Regions from separate parts of the Homo sapiens genome. Here region 1 is linked to region 2. Evidence: chromatin loops called from intact Hi-C (ENCODE). Cell type or tissue: PC-9. All regions are shown on one strand. Each heading gives the region's core, and the rest is flanking DNA. Links, peaks and the distances in the headings are about the cores only.

Evidence for each region. Peaks named below come from ENCODE experiments on the same cell type or tissue, not always from the same donor. Only the 100,000 strongest peaks of a DNase experiment are listed, where the experiment ranks them.
Region 1: it touches region 2 in a loop (6-fold over the local background); 1 of 110 quality-filtered maps calls a loop at or near these places.

What each region holds. Positions count from the first base shown.
Region 1 is chr17:6,454,662-6,459,043 of GRCh38, reverse strand. PITPNM3 (PITPNM family member 3) reads left to right here. Exons shown (of 20, transcript NM_031220.4): 19 at 1,322-1,450; 20 at 3,401-4,382. The coding sequence ends at 3,706. Among named protein-coding and RNA genes, the nearest start is that of PIMREG, 12 kb to the right of the region's middle. RefSeq lists enhancers at 1-673, 674-1,455 and silencers at 3,676-3,805, 3,826-3,955. In PC-9, for the core only: no CTCF peak of the experiment used is centred there; a DNase peak (open chromatin) is centred at 1,903.
Region 2 is chr17:6,550,117-6,554,498 of GRCh38, reverse strand. All of the region lies in intron 1 of PITPNM3 (PITPNM family member 3), which reads left to right. Among named protein-coding and RNA genes, the nearest start is that of PITPNM3, 4.2 kb to the left of the region's middle. In PC-9, for the core only: no CTCF peak of the experiment used is centred there; DNase peaks (open chromatin) are centred at 2,018, 2,448 and 2,938; H3K4me3 peaks cover 1,006 bases; H3K27ac peaks cover 2,755 bases.

The DNA of each region.
Region 1 (4,382 bases), core at 235-4,234, 95 kb after region 2:
GAGCCAAAGGCCAGTTGGGAATAAACCAACCATTGAGGTGAGGGGCAGTGGGCTGAGGAAGCCCTCTCCTTGGTCCAGCATCGAAGGCAGTCACCTGCAGGATGGGGTAGGGCTCAGGGAAGGACAGGAAGAAGATGGAAGGTGAGAGCTGCGTGGCTCTGTTTCTTTAGCAGCTCTCGGTGGGCAGCATGTACAAAAACACAAGGTGGATAGTGGAAAAAATTTCCAGGGCTGAGATTTGGCCGGGCAGGTGTGGGAGGAGGATGAAGGGGTGAGAGAATCCGGGGTGGAGGCAAGGACACAGGGATGCCATGGGTCACTCAGGCAGGATGAGGAAGGGGCGAGGCAGCAGGGCTGGTGCAGAAAAGACAAGTGTCAGTAAGGCTGAGAGCAGCCAGGTGGGGGCTGGCGGAGAAGTGGTGGGGAGGGGGCAGAAGCCCTGAGCGGAGCGGACATGTGGAAGTTCACAGTTAGAGGGGCAGGTTCTGAGTTTGGTCCTGGAAGTGACGGCCACTGACGTGAAAGAAGGTGCGAAGCTGCCAGGCCGGGTGGGAGGTGGTAGATCCTTCACGTCATGCAGACCGTGGGTCATCCCAGTGATGGTGGGGCTTGGCAGGAAGGAAAGCTTGTGACCCAGGACCAAAGTCTCCAATGGCTTGAGAGGAGTGTGAGTGGGAGAAAAAGAAGATGACAGTGACAGGAGGCACACAGTGAGGGGCAGCTGGGTGGCGAGCACCTCACAGGAGGAGGTAGTTTGATCGGGTTTATCCTGGGGAGGGGAGGGAAGGGTGATGGTCTGGAAGTGCCCCTGGAGCAAGACGGACCTTGTGCAGTTCTCTGAATTGAATTGGGGATTCTGGGGTTGGGGAGGGGGGCGGTCATCACACCAGCCAGTGAGAGGCAGTGGGCACATGGCAAGCTGCAGTGTGGAGCGGTGTGGACAGCACAGGATCAGGAGCCAGGCAGAACTGGCCTCCAGTCCTGGCCCTGTGAGCCAGAAACCTGGAACTCAATTTCCTTATCCACAAAGGAACGCTTGCCTTCATTATTACTTAACCTGAGTGTACTGCTGTTGGAGGCGGGGCCGGTAAATGGTGTGGTCACGACTGTTTACTGGGCAGAGACCTGGGTTGGGCCTGGGGTGCAGGGAGGGGCAGCCACTCTGAGGGTTCATTCCTGACACAGGGTGGCCCCATGGCTTGGAGTCTACCAGAGTGCACATAAAGGGTCCCCAAGCAGGGGCCCCCTGGGGTTGGCCTGGGAAGGCTTTCCAGGGGGTGGGCTGGCCTCACTCTCCCCCTATGCCTGCCCTGTGTTTCAGTGCTTCATCAAAATCAGTGCGGCCTATGGCTCCACGAAGGACATCTCTGTCTACAGCGTGCTGGGCCTGCCTGCCTCCCAGATCTTCATTGTGGGCCGGCCCACCAAGAAGTACCAAACCCAGTGCCAGGTGGGTGGAGGCGGGGCTGGAGGCGGGGAGTTGTGAGGGAGGTCAGGGAAAGGGATAGAGGGAGTAAGCACTTCATTCATTCATTCATTCATTTGTTCATTCCCCCATTTGCTCATTCATTTATTCAACAAACACTTCGGGGTGCCTGCCTTGGGCCAGGGCCTGTGTTGGGTGCAGGGGGAGAATCCCAAGTGGAGCCAGATGCAATGAACTTCAGTGTAGTGGCGAGATGGACACATTTGCAGTTGGTGACAGTGGAGTGTAACAAGTGCCATGATGTATGACGGGAGCACAGGGAACTGTGGGGCCCTGGAGAGGGACCGCTAACCCAGACTCCAGGGCAAGGTTGGGTTTCCGGAATTTGAAGGAATGGTCCAGGAAGGGCCTGAGATTGAGAAGAATATTTGTGACAGAGGCAGCAGCAAAAGCCAAGGTCAGGAGGTGACACAGAACATGTATATTCTGGGAACTGCCAGTGACTCAGCTTGGCTGCATGGGACGTGAGCTGGGAGGTGGGGGGGCGGGGCTAGAACGGTCAGTGCGGCCAAGATGGCCTGTGTGGGGACTCTGAGAGGGTGTGGGATGAGCAGGTGTGTGATTCAGGAAGCTCCCTCAGGCTGCAGGTGGCAGGTGGTTCAGAGGAAGGAAAGAAAAGCCGAGAGGACATTGAAGAGAAAGTGGAGGGTCTGAGAGGCATTTTTTGGTAGGGGATGGATTGGGTTTGGTAATGCCCAGATCAGATGTGCAGGATGAGAGAAAGGGAAGGTGGAGGACAGCTACTTGGTCTGTGGCTTGGGTGACCACGTAGGAGGTGCCACTATTGGAATCGCGCAGCAGGTGGAAGGGAAGGAGTTGACCTCCCTCTGGGGCATGTCAAGTGTGCAATGCCTGAGAGTGACCCGCGGGTAGAGGGTCAGGAGATGGTGGCGTCTCCCAGTTGGGAACTCAGAGGCCCTGCTTCTCAAACTCTGAAGTGCACAAGCATCACCTGGAGATCTTGTTGACATGCATATTCTGATTCCATAGGCCTAGGGGCGGGGAGAGGGCCGGAAGTTCTGCCTGACAAGGTGCCAGGTGGTGTTGATGCTGCCAGAGTCCATGGACCACATATTGAGTAGCAAGGCTCTGGACACAGCCAGAAGGACTGGCAAGGAGGGCAGTCGCAGGGCTCAGAAAAATGACAAGAGGCATGGTGAGGCTGCGTGACGGGAGGGACTTTGCAGGATTCTAGTGAGCCAAGTGACAAGGATGGGCGCTTCCCCACCCTCAAGAATCCAGAGGCCAAGCACCCTGGCTCATGCCTGTAATCCTGGTGCTTTGATACGCAGGATTGCTTGAGCCCAGGGTTCAAGGCCAGCCCTGGCAACATAGCAAGACGCTGTTTCTACAAAAAATTTAAAAAATGAGCTGGGCATGGTGGCATGTACCCGTGGTCCCAGTTACTCGGGAGGCTGAGGCTGGAGTATTGCTTGAGCTGGCGAAGTTGAGACTGCGGTGAGCTGAGACTGGGCTACTGCACTCCAGCCTGGGCGACACAGCGAGACCCTTTCTCAAATAAATAAATTAATTAATTAAAATAAAATAGGAAAGAAAATCCAGAGAACTCTGGTGTGACCCATGGGTACAGGTAGAGATGCATGGTTGTCCAAAGCAGGATGGGGACCCTGGAACAGTAAAGAGCTCCCGACTTCCCCAGGGTTCCTTGGAGAAGCTGGAGGTGCCTCCGTAGAGTGTTCCCGGGAAATGATGGGGACAGGATCAGGATAAGGGGCCTGCCCCACCCCTCCGCCTGATGCCTGTCCCTTCCCCTCCCCTCCTCTCCCTTCCCTTCTTCCGCTTCCCTTCTTCTCCCTCCCCTCCCCTCCCCTCCCCTCTTCCCCCTCCCCTCCCTTCTTCCCCCTGCGCTGCTGCCCTGCCCTGCCCTCCCCTGCCCTCCCCTGCCCTCCGCAGTTCCTGAGCGAGGGCTACGCCGCACACCTGGCCGCGCTGGAGGCCAGCCACCGCTCACGCCCAAAGAAGAACAACTCGCGCATGATCCTGCGCAAGGGCAGCTTCGGGCTGCACGCGCAGCCAGAGTTCCTGCGGAAGCGCAACCACCTGCGCAGAACCATGTCAGTGCAGCAGCCCGACCCGCCCGCCGCCAACCCCAAGCCCGAGCGGGCCCAGAGCCAGCCCGAGTCGGACAAAGACCACGAGCGGCCGCTGCCGGCGCTCAGCTGGGCGCGTGGGCCCCCCAAGTTCGAGTCGGTGCCCTGAGGGGTGGGCTGTGCTCAGAGCAGGGAGCGGGGGGCCCAATCAGGCTGCCTGCGGGGACGGGAGGGGGCTGCCCTCTCCCCGACACAGGCGTTTTCCTGCTTTTTCCCTCCCGTGTCTGTCCAGCAGTGTCCGACCAGAGCGGGGAGGGATCCTGCCCGAGCCCGGGGGGCTCCCTGAGCTGCGACGGGGTGAGGTCCGGGGATCTCGGTGCAGCCACTGCTGCCTCCCACGGGCCTGCGACCGCAAGCCCAAGTCAGGGTTCATGTTTGTGTCATCCTGGGGGCAGGCTTGCCCGGGGCTGAAGCGTTTGGGCAAAGTCGACCACCCTCCTGCGTCCCCAGGCTTCACAGCGAGCTAGGCAGGCCCTCAAGGGGGCAGCCCCAGCCTCGGCACCAAGCGCCGCTGGCAGGCACAGCCTCTGGGCTGTCTTGTGGAGGTGTGAGTGGCATTTGTGCCCGCCCTTCCTGTGGTTTGGGTCACCATTTTGGGGTTGGCGCTCTTATGGCAAGATGGCCACTTTCTGGGAGTGAGAGCACATCCCCGGGCTCATGTTACGCCGTCTCTGTCCACAGCCCTCGGGGGTGGGGTCTGGTGCTGACGGTCTGTCCTGCAGCTGTCCATTGTCCCCAACCCCCGTTGTCCTCAGTGTCCTCACCATTTCCCTGTGGCCCTGGAG
Region 2 (4,382 bases), core at 213-4,212:
CTTTCCCTCGAGGCAACACAGATTCCCCGTGTCTGTAGATCCAGTGCCTGGGCTCCTGCCCCCCACACTCAGCAGTCATCCCAAGGAGTCTGGTTACCTCTCCCTTCTCAGCTCAGCTCTCCCAGGCTCCTCTGCATTTTGTAAATGTCCCTTCTCTCCTTTTTTTTTTTTTTTTTTTTTGAGATGGAGTCTCGGTCTGTCTCCCAGGCTGGAGGGCATGGCTTGATCTCGGCTCACTGCAACCTCCGCCTCCTGGGCTGAGGCGATTCTCCTGCCTCAGCCTCCCAAGTAACTGGGACTACAGATACATACCACCACATCCAGCTAATTTTTGTATTTTTAGTAGAGACGAAGGTTTCATCATGTTGGCCAGGCTGGTTTTGAACTCCTGACCTCAAATGATCTGCCTGCCTCAGCCTCCCAAAGTGATGGGATTACAGGTGTGAGGCACTGCGCCTGGTCTCCCTTCTCTTCTTGATGCTCATAAGCCTACTGAATCAAAAACAACACACAGTAATGTGTGTATGAGAATCACATATTCCTCATTGGCAACATCTGTGAAGAATAGATTGGTGAGCTTCAGAACAGAGGGAGCCCTTGGAGATCAGGAACCCATCTCTTTCTTCACAGCTGGGGAAACTGAGGCCCAAGGAGAACATAGAGAGCGGGGTGGCTGTTCAGTACCACCTGCCTCGGATGGGCAGACTGATGGGCAGGAATGATCAGGCCTTCACTCTGGCGGGGTGGGGCGGCGGGGGGTGACACAGGAACAAAGGGCTGCTGAAGGCCAGGAGTGGAGGCTGTGGCACCCGGCCTGTGAATGAGGGGTCTGCACCATGACCTGTGAGATGTTCCCTTTAAAATCTGGCCAGTAGATCACCCACGGAGAGAAAAGGCAGAGCTTTGGGCCCCAGGGCTGCCATGGTACCTGACTTTAGGTCATCACGTGTGGTCTAGTGAATAATACCCCTGGAGTTGTGCAGTGCACAGCCTGAGCAGCAGGTCATGGCTGTGCCAGATTTGTGGCATGGCTTGTGTCGGACAAGAGCTAAAAGGAGGCAGTGAAAGGACTCTTACACTGCCAGGAGAATCCAGGTACAAGAGAAATTGTTATCGGGGCCCAGAGAGGATGAGATAGATCTTCAGAAGGTGAATCCAGATGGGTTATTACCAGTTCTCAATCTCTAGGGGAGATTTCAGTTACACAGAAAGGCATCATTTATGGTGGCCCCAGTCTAACCAGCAACAGGGAGGTGGGGGCAGGGGTGGGGAGGATTCAGAAGCTCTGAGTAGGAGGGACAATTTACAGTACAGAGCTCCCCACGGAGCAGAGAGGCCAGTGAGTGGCTTGAGACAGACAGTGAAGGCTGGGTTTCTCTGGGAGATGGGCCCTAAAGGCTGGCACAGTTTGTATAGAAAGGTGGCCAGGGGCTCGGTGCGGTGGTTCGTGCCTGTAATCCCAGCACTTTGGGACGCCGAGGCGGGCAGATCACGAGGTCAGGAGATCGAGACCATCCTGGCTAACACGGTGAAACCCCGTCTCTACTAAAAATACAAAAACAAAATTAGCCAGGCGTGATGGTGGGCGCCTGTAGTCCCAGCTTCTTGAGAGGCTGAGGCGAGAGAATGGCATGAACCCAGGAGTCAGAGCTTGCAGTGAGCCGAGATCGTGCCGTTGCACTCCAGCCTGGGCTACAGAGCGAGACTCCGTCTCAAAAAAAAAAAAAAAAAAAAAAGAAAAAGAAAGGTGGCCAGGGGCCGGCTTCCAGGTGGGGGTAGTGGCTTGAACAAAGGCTAGGAGGATGGAAAGGAAGAGGCACATGTGTAAGTGTGGGAGGACTGCTATGGGTAGGGGTGGAAGGTGGGTAGGAAGTGCCCAAAAGTAAAGAAACCTGGCTGGAGCGGAAGAATGCAGAGGGCTAAAAGGAACTCCAAAGAGCATGAAGACAGGAGTGCCGGGGTAAGACTTGGCACTGTGTTTCGACAGATCCCTCTGGCTGGGACGCCAGGGCTCCTGGGAAGCTGGAGAGAGGCCAGCCTGGTGGAGCTGCCTTTGTTGGGAAGGGTTGATTCTGACTCCTGCCAGCCACACTGCCCCTCCCTTCCTGTCTACCTCCCTGTGCCCCTCCCTCTGCACCCCAACAGGCTGCCCCTCTCTCCCACTGAGAGAATGAGGGTAGGGGGTGGGGGCCAGGTCCCCAGGTTAGGCAGGAGCAGAGTGAACAGCCTAGAGGGTCTTGGCACCTCTCAGGCTGGGGCAGGAATATCTGCAGAGACAGAGCCGAGGCCACAGGGTTGGGCCTCCCAGGCTGGAGGAACCAGTTTATTCTCCTCTCAGGTGTTAGCCTCTGCTCTGAGGGGTGTAGCTGGCAGGCTTCCATGTGGCAAACCTAGTAATTTGAGTCAGTAAAGTACTGATCCTACGGTGTTAGGATGGGAGGGAACATTTCGATACTCATGTTCCAAGTCCTCGTTAACAATGGGTCGCTGAGGGCCCGTGAGAGGTAGGTATTTGGCCAACGTCACAGAAGAAGGTGACGGCAGAGCCTGGGTTTCCAGAGTTTGGACCTTGCTCTGCTGAGTCAGCCTCCTTTGGGGTCCTCCTGGAGTGGGGCGTGTGCTCTCACATCCTCCCAAAGCGAGACTTCTCCTGGGCCCCTTACTCTGTGGCTCCCAGGGGCAGTGACTAGTGGCTGGATCACTCAGAGGAGGAAACATCTGGAAGCTTGGAAAGGGGACTAGCGCAGATTAAAAAAAAAAAAATTTTTTTAATACTTTTTTTTTCATAACGATGGGGGTCTCATTACGTTGCCCAGGCTGGTCTCAAACTCTGGGCCTCAAGTAATCCTTCCTGCTTTGGCTTCCCAAAGTACTGGAATTACAGGCATGAGCCATCATACCTGGACAACGCTGGGATTCTTAAATCTTTGGGGAGGTGCCAGAGGATTTGAGGCATGACTCTGAGAAACTCCCAGCCCTAGGGCACCGATTACTCTACTGTGTATCTTGGGACGGGCATTGCATCCTGCAAGGAGATGGTAAACTCACTTTCTTTGGTCCCCAATGGGAAGGTTATGGTCAAATATGGTCAAATCAGACACCAGTGTCCAGACTCCAGGCTTTTCTTTTTTTTTTTTGAGATGGAGTCTCGCTCTGTCGCCGAAGCTGGAGTGCAGTGGCGCGATCTCAGCTCAGCTCACGGCAAGCTCCACCTCCCGGGTTCACGCCATTCTCCCGCCTCAGCCTCCTGAGTAGCTGGGACTACAGGTGACTGCCACCATGCCCGGCTAATTTTTTGTATTTTTAGTAGACACGGGGTTTCACCGTGTTAGCCAGGATGGTCTCAATCTCCTGACCTCGTGATCCGCCTGCCTTGGCCTCCCAAAGTGCTGGGATTACAGGTGTGAGCCACCGTGCCTGGCCAGACTCCAGGCTTTTCAAAAGCTTTCCCGCAGTCTGGGGTGTGCTGGAACTTGGATGGCCTCACGTTCCTATGCAAATACGCCGACCTCTGTGAAATCACCTATCCCAGCAGCAGACCTGGCAGGTCCCAGCCTGAGACGTTTGTTGCCGCTCAGTTCTGGCTGTGGTGTCCTTGTTTGAGCCAAGGATGGTGCAGCTCAAACAGAGAGGTTCCACCTCAAGCCTGTGACCCTGGGCCTGGAACCCCTTATCCCCCATTTGAGGCCTCTGTGACTTGACCTGTGTTTGGAAGTCCAGTGTGGCAGGACACAGAATACGAGGACATGGCTGGACAGTGTCCCTGCCCCAGCCACTTGCCTGGGCCATGTCTGGGTCAGATTGGCCAGAAGCTGTGATGTTTTCTCACATACATCTTCATATGTTATGAGACTTCATGGCTGGAGGTGGCCTGGTTCTCCTGTTCTACCTGTTAAGCAGGTTGGGAGACAGAGACCAGACCCTTTCAGTCAAGGGTCCCTCTTTGAGATCCGGCATCCTTTCCCCTTTCAAGGACAGAGTGTGAACTTTCAGAGACCATGGAGGCTTTAGGGACTGGGGACTTCCTGGTAGGACCCAGCTGCCTTCCAGGAATTCTGAGATCCTAGGATCGGGAGTTCGCATGCTGGGACCCATTTGGCTCAGATCCTATAGCAGCTCTCAGCATGCTTTTCTGTCCAATGGCTCAACAGCATCTCTGAGGTAGAGCCAATGTTATTCCCATTTTATGAATGAGACACTGAGGCCCAGTAGGGTTAAATATCTAGGGCTAGAATCACACATAAAGTTAGAGGCAAAGCTGGGATTAGAGCTTATGTCTCTTCTACTGTTGGAGTCAATATTCCTGGGAGCTAACTTGTCTAACGAAGGAGAGCCCTGGCTTTGGCACTGGTTGACCTTGAACTGCCCTCTTTGGGCCTCAG